2 separate regions of the Homo sapiens genome follow, and region 1 is linked to region 2. Evidence: read pairs that join two places in POLR2A ChIA-PET (ENCODE). Cell type or tissue: MCF 10A. All regions are shown on one strand. Links, peaks and the distances in the headings refer to the core of each region. The heading gives the core; the rest is flanking DNA.

Region 1 (5,376 bases), core at 288-5,287, 150 kb after region 2:
GCCTGTCATGCCCACCCCCTGAGGAAGCATGGGGACCCTAACACCCTGGTGCCCTGCACCAGACAGGCCGTGGTCAGGCCCAGGCCACCGGCCGGGTTCTGCCACAGCTTCCCACGTGCTTGCTGACATGCGTGTGCCTGTGTGTGGTGTCTGTTGCTGTGTCGTGAAACTGTGACCATCACTCAGTCCAAACAAGTGAGTGGCCCTCGAGGCCACAGTTATGCAACTTTCAGTGTGTGTCATAACGACGTCACTGCTTTTTAAACTCGATAACTCTTTATTTTAGTAAAATGCCCAGGAGTCCTGGAAGCTACGCGGACTTGCAGAGGTTTTATTTTTTGGCCTTAGAATCTGCAGAAATTAGGAGGCACCGAGCCCAGCGCAGCAGCCTCGGACCCGGATTGCGTTTGCCTTAGCGGATATGTTTATACAGATGAATATAAAATGTTTTTTTCTTTGGGCTTTTTGCTTCTTTTTTCCCCCCCTTCTCACCTTCCCTTCTCCCCGACCCCACCCCCCAAAAAAGCTACTTCTTCATTCCGTGGTACGATTATTTTTTTTAACTAAAGGAAGATAAAATTCTATATTCTTATGTGTGTATGGTTCTTGATGGTGAGTGGGCAGGGAAATGACAAGGTCACCTGGGTGTGGGGACAGTGGTGTCAGAGCCTGGGAGGGAAGGGGACCTGCCCTAGTGGAGGAGGTTGGTGTTTTATGCCCAGATGCTGTCACCAGGCATGAGTCTAGGTGCTTTGTGCCTATTAACTCATTTAAATCCTTGCAACCAGCCCATGCAAGGGATGATATTTTTATTCCTCTTTTGCAGATAAGAACAGGGAGGCGGCTGGGCGTGGTGGCTCACACCTGTAATCCCAGCACTTCGGTCGGCCGAGGCGGGTGGATCACCTGAGGTCAGGAGTTCGAGACCAGCCTGGCCAACATGGTGGAACCTCGTCTCTACCAAAAATATAAAAATTAGCCGGGCGTGGTGGCACACGCCTGTAATCCCAGCTACTCGGGAGGCTGAGGCAGGAGAATTGCTTGAACCCAGGAGGCGGAGGTTGCAGTGAGCCAAGATTGCGCCACCGCACTCCAGCCTGGGTGACAAAGAGAGATTCTGCCTCAAAAAACAAAACAAAACAAAACAAAAAAACAGGCCTGGAAAGTCTCCCAGAGACACACAGGCGAGTGGGGCGGCAAGAGGCAGGGCCCAGGCTGTCGAGGTCATGGCTCGCAAACCTGCCAGGTGAGCAGAGAGGAGGGGCTGCCTCTCCACAAGGCCACACAGTGGCCGGCAGTGGCATTAAGGCCCTGGGAGTTATGGCTTGTGCACCCCAGAGACCCCCAAGCACCCCTGCCATGGAGACACCCAAAGTCTTTCACAGGCTGGAAAACCCCAGGAGTGATGGGGCGGACACCAGCGGCTGTCTGTGTGTGGCTTTAGACAGATCAGGCCCCCACTGGGTCTCAGTCTCCCCATCTATTCCATGCGAGGGTGGGCGAGGGTCTGGGGTCTTCCCAGGCAGGGTGTGGGAGCTGGAGTTTGGATTAGGCAGGGCATCGCTGCCCCCAGGTGGCCAGGGATGGTACTACAGCAACCGGGATGCCTGGGGAAGGCAGTGTCATCCCCACATGCTACCCAGGGCCTGAGACGCCACTGTACGCCACCACCAACTTGAGACTTTCAGTTCCACACTGCCTTTCAAAACCCCTTCCCCAAGAGAGGAACATCCACATCCCTGATATCCTGCTGGAAAGGGCTTCGGGGAGAAGGGACGGGGACGCTGAAAGAGGGCATGGTGGCTCACACCTGTAATCCCAGCACGTTGGGAGGCCGAGGTAGAAGGATCACTTGAAGCCAGGAATTCAAGACCAGTCTGGGCAACATAGTGAGACCCGATCTCTACAAAATATAATAACAAATCATACTGAAAAGGAAGCTCCTGATGGTGATGGCAGTGGGCCTCGAGTCCTTGGACCATGAGAGACCAGGGCCAGCTGTGTCATGCCAGGGCCCTCCACCAAGGGTCTCAGCCTGTCAGGAGCCCCCAGCCTGGGTCTGCACAAGACCCCCACTCCCAGCTCTGGCAGAGAAAGCAGGTTGAGGAGGGAAGGGACCTGGAGTGATCCTAGGACCAAGAGAGAGGGCTCCTTAAAACCCTCCCAGGGCTGGACACAGTGTCCCATGCCTATAATTCCAGCAATTTGGGAGGCCGAGGCAGGAGGATCACTTGAGTCCAGTAGTTCAAGACTAGCCTGGGCAACATAGCGAGACCTCGTCTCTAGAAAAAAAATTAAAACTAGCTGGGCAGCTACTCAGGAAGCTCAGGAGGAGGATCACTTAAGCCCAGGAGTTCAAGGCTGCAGTGAGCTATGATTGTGCCACTGCACTCCAGCCTGAGTGACAGAGCAAGACGCTGTCGCTTAAAAGAAACAAAACAAACAAACAAACAAACAAAAACAACTCCCAGGTTCCCTCCTCTCATTAAGCCTCCTTGCACTGAGTCCCAGCTCCAAATCCCCATGGAACCCCCAGCCCCTCTCTCTGAACTGTTAACCCCTCGCTGAACGCCAACCCCGCATTGGGCCCCACAACCCTCTCTAACCCCCAGTGCTTCCATCTGGCTTGGAGGCGAAGCCCTGCCAGCCCCTCAGCTGGCCCCTTAGTGGGCCTCACCCAAGACGTAACAGCTGCCGCCCGAGAGTCCTGTCCCAGCGGCCAGAAAATCCCAGCCCTGTCAGTGACACCTGCCTCTTTTCTCAAGCTCTTATCCCGCCCCACCCCCACCTTGGCATTGCTCCTCCTGAGGCCCAGAGCACCACCTGACCACCACCCCTTTCCACGTGCCTCTGCCAAGTCGCCCCTGGTTATTTTTCCAGCACAGTCTGGCCCCAAGTGGCTCAAGGACTTTGAGGTCCTGGGTCCTGGGAGACACACTCCACCTCCTGAAAAATCCCAGGGTCCAGCAATGGGGCAGGGGGCGGATTCTGGCATTCTCTCACCCTCGAGGCCTCAGATTCATCTGGACATGGACTCTGTACGGAAGGAATCCTTTCCCTGCCTGCCCCCATCAGGCTCCCACCAGAACCAGTCTCTTCTCATGCAGAACTCCACGCCCTTGGCCCATCTCTCCAAGGGAGACTATCTCCAAGGAACACTCCCCATGTCCAGCAGGGAGCTCCCCATGGCTGAACGGGTCTTATTATCTCTATACCCAATCCTATCATGGGGCCTGCACACAGTAGTTGCTCCGTGAATGTGGGAGGAATGAATGAGTGAATGAATAAGTGAGTGAATGAATGTTTTCTGTGTATGTTATGTTTCTGTGTATGACATATGGTATGTCAGTGACTCACAGCCTGGGCAAACAAAACAGTCACTTCTTTAAATATGCAAGTTAGGTCAGGCGGGGTGGCTCATGCCTATAATCTCAGCACTTTGGGAGGCCGAGGTGGACGGATCACTTGAGGTCAGGAGTTCGAGACCAGCCTGGCCAACATGGTGAAACCCTGTCTCTACTAAAAATACAAAAATTAGCCGGGCATGGTGGCTCGTGCCTGTACCCCCAGCTACTCAGGAGGCTGAGGCACAAGAATCACTTAAACTCAGAAAGCAGAGATTGCAGTGAGCCGAGATTGTGCCATTGTATTCCAGCCTGGACGACAGAGTAAGAGTCTGCCTCAATGAATAAATAAATATGCAAGTTAATCCAACTTCAAGCCCTGACCCCTCCCATCGCAGAAATCCACCCTCCCAGGGCTTCCGTCAGCCGATATCCATAGGCCCCCTCTGGGGTACTTCTTCAGTCTCGGTGATCAAGGCCAGAAAATCAGGTCAGCCAACCCAGCGTCACCACCATAACTTAGGCAGTTTGAGCCACTGGGATCATGGTGTCGCCTGACTGGCTGCTCCCTGCACCAGGCCTGGAGTCAGGAGGGGCTGGTGCCAGCCATGCACGTGCCCAGAGGCAGCTCCTACGCCTGTCCACCTTTTCCAGCAAGAACAAATTTCTCCTGGCTGCCCTGGGACAAAGCTAAAGGCACCTCCAGGGCCTGGAGAGGGTGCTCAGGGAGAGCCATAGACCATTCCCCAAACTCTCTCTGTCTCAGCCCTTGGGTCGTCTAGAACCTCACGGAAGGAGGGGCCACAGGGCCTGGAGCCCATGACACCTTTAGAGGCCCACAAAATGTTTTGATTTTTTTAAAATCAGTAAGAAAAAAAATGAAAAGGATCCAAACTGGATTATATTCAGTGTTATCACCATACAATAAAACATAATTTTTATTATTTTTTTTAAGGAAACATAATTTTTCATTTTTTTATGTTTTATTTTTTGGAGTTGGGGTCTCTCTATGTCACCCAGGCTAGAATGCAGTAGCATGATCATAGCTTACTGCAGCCTCAAATTCCTGGCCTCAAGTAGTCCTCCCACCTCAGCCTCTAGAGTATCTGGGACTACAGGCATGTGCCACCACACCCAGGTAATTTTTTAAATTCTTTTAGAGTCAGGGGTCTCGCCATGTTGCCCAGGCTGGTCTTGAACTCTTGGCCTCAAGGGATCCTCTCACCTCAGCCTCCTGAGTAGCTGGGATTACAGGCACGAGCCACCATGCCCAGCCAGTTTTTAATATTTTTTAAATGGAGAAAGGGGCCCATGAAGGCAAAAGTACTCAGTGACCAAGTCCAGTCTCAAGCTTTCTCATAAGAACCAGATAACAACAATAATAATAGTAATAGCAAACATTTAGACCGTCCTTGCCATATGCCAGGCACTTCTTCCAACAGCCCTAGGAGGGAGGTACCATTTTCTTTCTTTTTCTTTTTATTTTTTTGAGACGGAGTCTTGCTCAGTCACCCAGGCTGGAGTGCAATGGCACGACCTCGGCTCACTGCAACCTCCGCCTCCCGGGTTCAGGCAATTCTCCTGCCTCAGCCTCCCGAGTAGCTGGGATTATAGGCACCCACCATCATGCCCGGCTAATTTTTGTATTTTTGTACAGACAGGGTTTCACCATGTTGGCCAGGCTGGTCTTGAACTCCCGACCTCAGGTGATCTGCCCACCTCAGCCTCCCAGAGTGCTGGGATTACAGGCATGAGCCACCGTGCCCGGCCAAAGGTACCGTTTTCACTCTCACTTTATAAACGAGGAAGCACAGAGAGGTTGCGTCACAAGCATAAGGCCATAGAGCTATGAAGCAATAGTGGTGGGTTTAGTTCAACCCTAAGCAAAGCACTCAACATCCTGTCTTCAGCATCTGAAACAGATTAAGGGCGACCTCGGTTTTCTCCAGGGACAATTGTTTGGTGCTGCCTTACATAAAAGGTCCCTCCCTGTAGATGTCTCAAAACAAGCAAGTTTCCCTATAGCTGAGCA
Region 2 (5,376 bases), core at 261-5,260:
CCTCTGCTGCCCTGGGGCTCTTCTGTCTGCGTTTTAGGGTCTGGCAGTCAGTTCCTGCTCTCTGCTGGGATCAGTGTGCCTCCTTTCCCCCTTCTTTCTTGCCCCTTCCTGTCCTTGTAATTGTGTAGTTATTAGGGTAAAATTGAGTAAGATCAGAGGAAGTAGAGGCTGAAAGTAGACCTAGAGGACTACCTGTATGAATAAGCGACATTAGTGGTTCCATGTGGATTTTGTATTATTTTTTTCTGGTAACTCAAAGGTCCCTTAAAAGAGTTTTGTTTTTGTTTTTTAATTAAATAACCTGGCCAGGCATGGTGGCTCACACCTGTAATTCTGGCACTTTGGGAAGTCAAGGTGGGTGGATCACTTGGGGCCAGGAGTTTGACACCAGTCTGACCAACATGGCAAAACCCCGTCTCTACTAAAAATACAAAAAATTAGCCAGGTGTGGTGGTGCATGCCTGTAATCCTAGCTCCTCGGGAGGCTGAGTCATAAAAATCGCTTGAACCCAGGAGACGGAGGTTGCAGTGAGCTAAAATCGCGCTACTGCACTCCAGCCTGGGTGACAGAGTGAGACACTGTCTCAAAAAAAAAAAAAAAAAAAAAAAAGGAGAGGGGAGGAAGGGGGCATTGATTAAGACTCAGCTCCACCTCCTGGTTGGGGATTACTTATGTGTGTTACATTCTTCTGTAAGGAAGTGTCTCTTCTCTGCCATTGAATTATTTACTCATTCATGTATCTATATCAGTACGGACTCCTCTGTCTTTATTTGATTCTCTGTGCTATAATCCACCTGATGTTATTTATTTTGTAGCTCATATTGTCCTAGCCTTGGCCACTGGAGCGCTTTTGGGTTGGTGCTTATCCCTCTAACAGGGCCCGCACCTTCTGTTTTTGAGCACTTACTCACTTTCTGCTGTTACAAGATGCCCCAGGCTCATAGTGTATTCTCCCTGCCCCAGCCCCAGAATCAGCTGAAGGGTATTTTTTAACTTTGGCTCTGTTTGCCAATTGTTCAATTCAGTTCGGTCAGCAGGCACCTAGAGTGTGTGCCAGGCCCTTCACTGGGCACTGGGTCCAGCCAGTGCTATGCTGATGAGTGTCTGAAAAAGTAAAGTATGCAGGTATAGTATAAAGCTTACTGACACAAAGAATGTGTAGCACATTCTTTATAAATAATAACAAAATATGCAGGACTCTTTATGGCAAATTTATCATAAATTCCATAGAGCCATTGATTCTCACAGAGGGTTTTTATTGATTTTTGCCAAACTCTTGTATCCCTAGCCAACTTATGGTAGCAACTGATGAATGTTTCCAACCGGAATACTGGTGGATATATTTGTTTACCTTTGTGAGTAAGACGAAAGTGAAATGAGAAAGATTTGTATTGGAACCTCACATGTTCATCAATGACATGAGCACCTTCTTTGCTATCATAGTTTATGAATACCAGAAGAAACTATTGGATAATAGTTTTTGAATATCAGAAGAAAATTTCCTCCATATCTTTTGTGCTACTCATAATGTGATGGCTACAGACATAAAACACTTTTAAATCTCATCTGTATTACTAATATTTTATCCAACACCTTCCTAAGAATAGACAAGCAACAAAACAAAAAATCAATCCCTGATTTGTAACATTCCCTGATTTCTGTGGTGTAAATACTCCCATTAATGCAGAATAGGCAAGCCCCAAAATTGGGACTTAGCCAGGGAGGGTTCTTGGCTTTGCCCAGGAAAGAATTCAAGGGCAAACCAGCAGTGTGAGACAGCACCTTTTATGGAAGCAACAGTGCACAGTGGCAGGAGCGGGGCTGCTACTTGCTCAGCAGGGCTACCCCATGGGCAGTGCGCCCAGAGTAGCAGCTCAAAGACAATTCTGCAGTCATATTCATATCCACATTTAATTACACAGAAACGAAGGGGTGGTTTATGCAGAAATTTCCAGGAAAAGGGTATTACCTTTCAGGTAGTTGGGTCATTGCCATGGAAAGGGGTGGTACCTTTTGGGTGTTGCCATGGCAATGCGAAACTGACATGGCACACTGGTGGGCGTGTCTTATGAAAAGCTGCTTCCACTGCGGCCCTGTTTTAGCTGGTCCTCAATTTGGTCTGGTGTCTGAGCCAAACCTCCAGAATTGAGTCCCACCTCTTACCTCACCATCCTGGCCAATTTCAAGCTTCACTAACACAGAGCCACAGAGAGCTGGGTAGCAGCACATCACTCTACAGCACTGCCAACACACAGACGCAGTAGGAAGAATAACTGTAAGAGCACAGATTATCATGAAATATAGTAAAATAATTAGGAGGCTAAGTTTTAAGTATTTATTACTGTTGTTTCTGGTATAATTTAATTGTAAGTATATATAATTTATTTTTTAATGGCTGTGTTTATCAGCCAGCTCACAGAATTCTCAACATTTACTCATCGGCTCTCATGAGCCAGCACCAACAGGCCCCAGCTCTCCTCTGGCACAGCAGTGAGCCAGCTACAGCCCTGCCTGGGGGGAGACTGCAGTTCTCTGAGTGGCATCCAGGGTGCTGCACATACCCTGTGACTCAGACTTGCAGGAGGGAACCTATAACGTTCCTGGAAAATCCTGTCCACACATCAATCCTGTCCATGCACCATCTTGGGGATTTTCACACCATCTATTTCTCATTTTCATTTTTTAACTCAGAAAATCTATTCTTCATTAGCCAATCATCTAAGATCCTTTTGCAAGTATGGAAAGCAAGTGCAAATCATGACTTCAAATGACCTGGAAGCTCCAGGGGCACAGAGTTTGGAGTCAGACAGCATCACCACTTCCAGGCTTCAGGACCTGGGGCAAGTCTCTGAACCTCACTGAGCTTCTGCTCCTTTAATGCACAAAATGTGGGTAAAAATGCTTCCCCTACCCCAGAGTTATTCTCGTGATTAGATGGGGCCACATATACAAAGGGCACAGCACAGCCTAGCACCTAGAGCCTTCTCTCCTTGGTGGTTCAAAGCCAAGTGGTAAGAATTGGAGGCCAGGCACAGCGGCTCACGCCGGTAATCCCAGCACTTTGGGAGGCCGAGGCGGGCGGATCACGAGGTTAGGAGATCGAGACCATCCTGGCTAATACGGTGAAACCCTGTCTCTACTAAAAATACAAAAATTAGCCGGGCATGGTGGTGGGCGCCTGTAGTCCCAGCTACTCGGGAAGCTGAGGCAGGAGAATGGCATGAACCCGTGAGGCGGAGCTTGCAGTGAGCTGAGATTGCGCCACTGCACTCCAGCCTGGGCGACAGAGCGAGACTCCATCTCAAAAAAAAAAAAAAAAAATTGCAGATAGCAGAAAACATGACAGATGCTCCAAGGGCAAGGTCTACTTCCCCACCTTGTCCACAGCCTCCAGGGCTTCCTGGAAGAATGCATGGGTCCTGTAGGACTCTGGGCAAACTCCCTTGGCGTTTTAGGGTGTCCTTCTCACCCTGAAGCCTTGACAGGGTCAGAAGCAGATGTTAGCGTAATAACACAAGAAACAAGGAGATCATCCGGAAACAATGGATTTGGAGTTCTCGAGTACATTACTGGTTGGGTGTTTATTCAAGCTGATAGAAATTCAGCCGTGGGTGTGGTCCAGGTGGTTGGCAGCCTGCTATTTTAGACAGTGTGGGAGAGATCAGGAAAAGCACATGCGGCCTCAAAAATAAACAAAGAAAAAACCACCACGCCACACACCATATGGTCAGAGAGAAAGAAAGAGGAGGAAAGAAAGAAAGAAAGAGAGTGAAAGAAAGAAGGCACTAGCAAGTATTTTTTAACTAATATTTCTAAGCCAGACTTGTTGATAACTGACCTTGATCCCAAACTCTATGTACATTCTAATGTGAGCTCAGCCAGGAGCCAGTTTTTCAGGAGTCTTTTTTTTATGTTTGTTTATCCTCCTCACTGTTTCCTTGTAGTTACCAGCAGCAATTTCTGAGAAAACCTTGACCTTGCTTATGATAGAGTAGGCCTGTTAAGTAGAGAAGACTGACATTAACCTTCCAACTAAAGCCACCCTAAATCAACATGCTTTCAAAAAACAAACAATGCCGGGCGCTGTGGCTCATGCCTGTAATCCCAGCACTTTGGGAGGCCAAGGCGGGTGGATCATCTGAGGTCAGGGGTTGAAGACCAGCCTGGCCAACATGGTGAAACTCTGTCTCTACTAAAAATACAAAAAATTAGCTGGGCGTGGTGGCACATGCCTATAATGCCAGCTACTTGGGAGGCTGAGGCAGGAGAATCGCTGGAACCCAGGAGGCGGAGGTTGCAGTGAGCCGAGATCACGCCACTGCACTCCAGCCTGGGTGACAAGAGCAAAATTCCATCTCCATAAATAAATAAATAAATAACAAAATAAAACTTTTTTTTTTTAACTGAAAGAGCTGATTGCAGTCTTTGCTGCATTTACACATCATGCACTGGCCCCTTTAGAGACCCTCTCATTAGCACTGTGGGGGCTACAAGTGACAAAACCAGCTCAAACTAGCCTCACAGTACTGAGCAGTTAGTGCAGGGTGCAACGCGAGCCAGGGCTCAAAACCAGCTTCTCTGTTTGTTCATTATGCACAATAGCCAAGAGGTGAATGCAGCCCAAGTGTCCATGGACAGATGAATGGATAAATAAAATGTGATCTGTCCATGCAATGGAATATTATTCAGCCATGAAAAGGAAGGACATTCTGACACATGCTACAACATGGGTGAATCCTAAGGACATTGTGCTAAGTGAAATAAACCAGTCACAAAAGGACAAATGTTGTATGAATCCACTTATATGAGGGACAGAGTATTTAAATTCATAGAAATAGAAGGGGAATGGTGGTTACCAGCGGCTCTGAGGAGAGGAGAAGGGAGAGTTATTTAATGAGAATATATTTTCACTTTTGCAAGATGAAAAAGTTCTAGAGATCTGTTTCACAGCCATTAGACTATACTTAAAAATACTGAACTGTACACCTAAAATGGTTAAGATGGAGAATTTTGTTATGTATTTTTTTACAATTAAACAAAAACCAGACCAGGTGTTGGGGCTCATGCCTGTAATCCCAGCACTGTTGGAGGCTGAGGCAGGAGGATCACTTCAGCCCAGGAGTTTGTGACTAGCCTGCACAACATGGCAAAACCCCATTTCTACAAAAAATACAAAATTTAGCTGGGCCTTGTGGCCTGCGTCTATAGTCCAAGCTACTTAGGAGGCTGAGGCAGGAGGATCACCTGAGCCCGGAAGGTTAGGCTGTAGTGAGCTGTGATTGCACCACTGCACTCCAGCCTGGATGACAGAGTGAGACGCTGTTTCAAAAAAAATGGAGAAAAGAAAACCACCTTCCCTCTCTCCACGTCTGGGC

Evidence for each region. ChIA-PET counts read pairs that join two places held together with the same protein. Peaks named below come from ENCODE experiments on the same cell type or tissue, not always from the same donor. Only the 100,000 strongest peaks of a DNase experiment are listed, where the experiment ranks them.
Region 1: POLR2A ChIA-PET joins it to region 2 with 5 read pairs; 3 of 35 experiments call an interaction of 5 or more read pairs at or near these places.

Annotation. Positions count from the first base shown.
Region 1 is chr1:15,429,748-15,435,123 of GRCh38, forward strand. EFHD2 (EF-hand domain family member D2) reads left to right here. Exons shown (of 4, transcript NM_024329.6): 4 at 1-592. Among named protein-coding and RNA genes, the nearest start is that of CTRC, 6.0 kb to the right of the region's middle. RefSeq lists enhancers at 765-1,265, 3,926-4,425. In MCF 10A, for the core only: a CTCF peak has its summit at 1,567 (motif pointing left); DNase peaks (open chromatin) are centred at 1,584, 3,354 and 5,174.
Region 2 is chr1:15,281,175-15,286,550 of GRCh38, forward strand. All of the region lies in intron 3 of FHAD1 (forkhead associated phosphopeptide binding domain 1), which reads left to right. Among named protein-coding and RNA genes, the nearest start is that of FHAD1, 37 kb to the left of the region's middle. In MCF 10A, for the core only: a CTCF peak has its summit at 2,544; DNase peaks (open chromatin) are centred at 2,007 and 2,527.